Regions from separate parts of the Homo sapiens genome. Here region 2 is linked to region 1. A link is an interaction called in ENCODE POLR2A ChIA-PET data of the cell type or tissue named here. Cell type or tissue: PC-3. All regions are shown on one strand. Links, peaks and the distances in the headings refer to the core of each region. The heading gives the core; the rest is flanking DNA. Region 1 has its middle 5.9 kb from the start of YWHAG. Region 2 has its middle 26 kb from the start of GSAP.

Region 1 (2,808 bases), core at 236-2,735:
ACGCCGGTAATACCAGCAGTTTGGGAGGCCGAGGTGGGCTCATCACCTGAGGTCAGGAGTTTGAGACCAGCCTGGCCAACATGGTGAAATGCTGTCTCTACTAAAAATACAAAAATTAGCCAAGCGTGGTGGCGTGTGCCTGTAGTTTCAGCTACTCGGGAGGCTGAGGCAGGAGAATCGCTTGAACCCAGGAGGTGGAGGTTGCAGTGAGCCAAGATTGTGCCATTGCACTCCAGCCTGGGCGACAGAGTGAGACTGTGTCTCAAAAAAGAAAAAAAAAAGAAAGAAAAACAAGAAATGAATGTAGCTGTAGTCCTAGCTACTCAGGAGGCCAAGGCAGGAGGATTACTTGAGGCCAAGAGTTCGAGACTAGCCTGGGCAACATAGCAAGACCTCATTTCTACAAAAAAAAAAAATTTAAAAATTAGCTGGGCATGGTCATCACAGCTATTTGGGGGCTGAGGCAGGAAGATTGCTTGAGCCCAGGAGTTGGAGGCTGCAGTGAGCAGTGATCACGCCACTGCACTCCAGCCTGGGCAACAGAGCAAGACCCTGTCTCTAAAAGAAAGAAAGAAAGAAAGAAATGAATGAGGGAAGAAAGTGTGCTTTGGGGAGACTGTACCGGCAGGAGGTGGAGGAGATGGACTGAGTGGGGAGAGAGTCTAGAAATAGTTTTCTCCCCCTCCTCCAACAAAAGATCTGGCCCGGACCCTCTTCTCTTACCACACCACCCAGCAAAATGCGATCCTGCTGGTGAATAAACCCTCCCACTTCCTTCTGTCTCTTGCATGAGTGTTCGCCAAGTCATTCCTCTTCCTTTCTCTTCCTCCCTGCAGGGCAGGCCTGAGCTCTTCTGGCCCCTGCATCACTAGTCCGTGGGAATGAGCCCTGACCGCCAACCTGGGTTGCCCACATGTGGCTCAAACAGGTCCATGATTCAAGACCAGATGTGAAATCTCAGGAACTTCCTGGCCCATTTCAGGCTACCTCTCTGACCTCTCCACCTCAGTTCCTTCCCCCAACAGTCTAATGCACAAAGGGGAAAAAAAAAAAAAAAAAACAGCTCAGGCCAAATCTGTTTGGGAAAAAGTAAAATAAAGCAGATGCAAAGAAAAGGATGTTTCACAGCCAAACAGAAATGACATCCGCAGCCTCCACACGGAGCCTCCCCTCCAGTGGTGCAGGGGAGAGTTGGCCCTGTCTTCCTTTCCCTTCTGATTTTGCAGAGCTCTATGCTTCCAGCTGCAGCTGCCCACAGGTCCTGGCTGTTTAGAGGGCGGCTTAAGAGGCATGACGACATCACAAAGAGCAAATGGCTTCAGATCCTGGCTTCCTCCTCCACTGCCTGGTGGTGCAGAAAGAAACCTGGAGCAAGGACGTTAAGAGCTAGCATTCTGGCTTCTGCCTGGCCCCTAGCTCTGCGGGCAAGACCTGTCCCTTCTCTGGGTCTAATATCCCCACCTTGAAAATGTGAGATTAAACTGAAGGAGCACTAAGTGCCCCACCCAGCTGTGATGAGTCATAGTTCTAGATTCAGCATGTTCTTCTGAAATGGAAGCTACTGGCATTCTTTTTTTTTTTTTCTTCTTTTCTTTTTTTTTTTTCTTTTTCTTCTCTTCCTTTTTTTTTCTTTTTTTTTTTGAGATGGAGTTTCGCTCTTGTTGCCCAGGCTAGAGTGCAACAGCACGATCTCAGCTTACCACAATCTCTGCCTCCCAGGTTCAAGCGATTCTCCTGCCTCAGCCTCCTGAGTAGCTGGGATTATGGGCATGCGCCACCATGCCCGGCTAATTTTTGTATTTTTAGTAGAGATGGGGTTTCTCCATGTTGGTCAGGCTGGTCTCGAACTCCTGATCTCAGGTGATCCGCCTGCCTCGGCCTCCCAAAGAGTTAGAGCTGGGATTACAGGCGTGAGCCACAGTGCACGGCCAGTTTTTTTTTTGTTTTTTGGTTTTTTTTTTGAGACAGAATCTTGCTCAGTTGCCCAGGCTGGAGTGCAGTGGCGCGATCTCAGCTCACTACAACCTCCGCCTCCCAAGTTCAAGTGATCTCCTGCCTCAGCCTCCTGAGTAGCTGGGATTACAGACATGTGCCACCACGCCCGGCTAATTTTTGTATTTTTAGTAGAGACAGGGTTTCACCATGTTGGCCGGGCTGATCTCGAACTCCTGACCTCAGGTGATCCACCTGCCTCGGCCTCCCAAAGTGCTGGGATTACAGGTGTGATCCACCGCGCCCAGCTTCACCCCTGTTTTTTAAGACAAGGAAGCAGAGACACAGAGAGGCTGTGTGATCAGCCAAAAATCACACAGCCTCTCCGTGTCTCAGCTAACAGAGCCTGGATTCAAACCCGGGCAGACCTCCTAGACTCTTAGCAGCAAAGGCATTGTTTCCTGTCCAGGATCTACCCTCCTTGGCATCTGCTCAGGAAAGGAGTGACCAACCTGACCGAAGGGCACCCTCCAGCCCCTTCTCCAGCACTGGAGGACATGACCTTTTAAATGCATGCTGTCCGGCTCGGTTGGCAGACATGCAGGACAGCCAGGGACATGATTGTCCTGCTGTTTCTGTGCAGTCATAAATCACCGCAGCCCCATCCCCTGGCTTCTGGCTTCCTCCTGTGGCTGGAAAGCTCCCTGATTAGTGCAGAGGCAGCAGCAGCATCTTCTGAAGCCAAGCAGCAATGCTCCCCGCCCTGTCCTCTGGGAACACTTCCCTGTCACTGCCTTAGCAGGCTGTCCTGCAGCAGAGGCAAAGAATGACAGGAAATCTCTGCAACCTGCCTCTCCTTCTGAGGATCTCAGGCCA
Region 2 (2,808 bases), core at 217-2,716, 1.1 Mb after region 1:
TTTTCACCTGTGAAAGTCTATGGCTGTAAAGTCATGAGTTTAAAAAAAAAAAAAAAAGTAAATGACATATTCAGTAGGAGGAGGCAAAGAAGGCGGAGTATACTAATGTATGACTGAAACATACTCTATTTGAACTGGAACTGGTCCTCTATACTGGATGTTTGAATTGTTACTAATCTTTTGTATTACAAACAATGTAGCAATGAATGATGGGAAAGTACTTTAACTTTCCTAGATTTTCAATTACACCTGGTTTTAAGAACTAAGTCCTGGGCTGTGCAAGGTGGCTCACACGTGTAATCCTAGCACTTTGGGAGACCAAGGCGGGAAGATTGCTTGAGCCCAGGAGTTAAGAGGCCAGCTTGGTTAATACAGTGAGACCCCATCTCTACAAAAAACACAAAAAATTGGCCAGGCATTATGGCATGTGCCTGTAGCCCCAGCTACCCGGCAGGCTGAGATGGAAGGATCACCTGACCCTGGGAGGTCGAGGCTGCAGTGAACTGTGATCTGTGGGTGACAGAGTGAGACCCTGTCTCAAAACAAAAATTAAAACTAAAACTAAAAACTAAACCCCGAATATGATAACTTGCCACAACAGTTACACTAGATGCAGTATTAATTCCCTCTTAGAGATGAAGATAACTAAAGATTATTTCCTAATTATAAAGATTTAAAAATGTGAAAGTATTTGGGGGAAAAAAATGAAGACTTCGCAAATATAAAGTATTAACATCAACTTTGTTATTACCATCAAGCACAGGTAACACTGGCTACTTTTTTCCCTAGATAACTATGTATAAAGTAGCATTAAAATGTGTTTTGGGGTGGGCACAGTGGCTCATTCCTATAATCCCAGCACTTTTGGAGGCCGAGGCAAGTGGATCGCTTGAGCCCATGAGTTTGAGACCAGCCTGTACAACATATCAAAACTCTGTCTCCACCGAAAAAAAAAAAAAAAAAAAGCACAAATTAGGCGAGCATGGTGGCATGCACCTGTAGTCCCAGCTACTCAGAAGGCTGAAGTGGGAGGATCGCTTGACCCCAGGAGGTTGAGGCTGCAGTGGGCTGAGATCACACCACTGCACTTCAGCCTGGGTGACAGCAAGACCCTGTCTCAAAAAAAAAAAAAAAAAACTTTAGTTTTCTGTTTTACAATTACTCTTAGGCTTGTTTCATTTTGTATTACTTTATAAACAGACCCCTAGATGAAACTGTTAGTAAACTAAGAAAGTGAGCACTATTTTCCATCCTGAAAATAACAACTAATAAGGGCAAATAGAAAGTATAGTCTCTGACACTCAATAGTTTTCTGGTACTCCACCATTGCCTTGCTATGTATCAAAGAAAGATACCACCTAGCCAGTATGTATTTCACAAACTTATAAGGATCTTTACACAAGCTATATAGACAGTGCTAGACATGGGTTCGATTATACTACAGAATGAAGACCAAGATGGATGAAATCAAAGAAGAAATTGATTCACAAACATATATCGGACAAGAGACTGGTATCTAGGGTATATAAATAACTTCTATAACTCAATAACAAAAACATAAAGCATCCACTAAAAAGTGGGCAAATATTTTGAACAGACACTTCACAAAGAATGGTCGATAAGCATATGAAAAGTGCTGAACATCATTAGTCATCAGGAAATGCCAGTTAATACCACAATGAGACACCATTATGCATCCACCAAAACAGTGAAAATTCAAAAGACTGACAGCCCCAAATGTTGGCAAGAATGTGAAGCAACCAGAACATTCAGACATTGCTGGCAGAAGTATAAAGTGGCATACTCATTTTGGAGACAGGCCTGGTAGCTTCTCATAATATGAAGCACACACATATTCTATGACCCGGCAATTTCACTCCTAAATATTCAAAAGAAATAAAAACATAATGTCCTCAAAAACACTTGTATGGAAATGCTCTCAGAAGCTTTATTCATCATTGCCGAAATCCAGAAACCATTCAGGTGTTCACCAATAGGAAGATGGATAAACCAACTGTGGTGTAATCAGGTAACAGAATATTACTCAACAACAAAAAGGAACTATTGATGCACACAAAAACATGGATGAATTGCAAAAACATTATGCTGAATGAACAGTCTTACCCATAAAAGCGCATACTTTATGACTCAATTTATATGAAGTTCTAGAACAGGCACAGCTAATCTATCATGGGAAAAAATTAGAACACTGTTTGCCTGGGGCTAGGGGAGGGTAAGAGAGGATTGACTGCAAAGGGTCAGGGGAAACTTTCTGGGGTGATAGTAACATTCTGTCTTGAGAGGGCATTAGGATACACAGGTGTATACATTTATCAAAACTTGGCCAGGCACAGTGGCTCATGCCTATAATCTTAGCACTTTGGGAGGCCGAGGTGGGAGGATCACTTGAGCCCAGGAGTTTGAGACCAGCCTGGGCAACATAGTGAGACCTCTACTCTACAAAAAATAAAAAATTAGCCAGAGGTGATGGCACATGCCTTCAGTCCCAGCTACTCAGGAGGCTGAGCTGGGAAGGATCACTTGAGCCCAGAAGGTTGAGGCTGCAGTGAGCTGTGATCGTGCCACTGCACTCCGGCCTGGGAAACAGAGTGAAACCCCATCTCAAAAAAAAAAAAAAACAACCAGCTCTGTGACTGGTAAGCTTAATATTTATACAGATCATATTACTTGAAGAGAAAAAAGAGCAATACAAAAATCTAGTTAAAGGCCAGGCACGGTGGCTCACACCTATAATCCCAGCACTTTGGGAGGCTGAGGCGGGCAGATTGCTTGAGGTCAGGAGTTCAA

What was found. ChIA-PET counts read pairs that join two places held together with the same protein. Peaks named below come from ENCODE experiments on the same cell type or tissue, not always from the same donor. Only the 100,000 strongest peaks of a DNase experiment are listed, where the experiment ranks them.
Region 2: POLR2A ChIA-PET joins it to region 1 with 20 read pairs; 1 of 35 experiments calls an interaction of 5 or more read pairs at or near these places.

The regions. Positions count from the first base shown.
Region 1 is chr7:76,363,471-76,366,278 of GRCh38, forward strand. No RefSeq gene overlaps it. Among named protein-coding and RNA genes, the nearest start is that of YWHAG, 5.9 kb to the left of the region's middle. RefSeq lists enhancers at 1,012-1,699, 1,225-1,474. In PC-3, for the core only: no CTCF peak of the experiment used is centred there; no DNase peak of the experiment used is centred there; H3K27ac peaks cover 1,206 bases.
Region 2 is chr7:77,441,133-77,443,940 of GRCh38, forward strand. No RefSeq gene overlaps it. Among named protein-coding and RNA genes, the nearest start is that of GSAP, 26 kb to the left of the region's middle. In PC-3, for the core only: no CTCF peak of the experiment used is centred there; a DNase peak (open chromatin) is centred at 1,709; H3K4me3 peaks cover 309 bases; H3K27ac peaks cover 2,164 bases.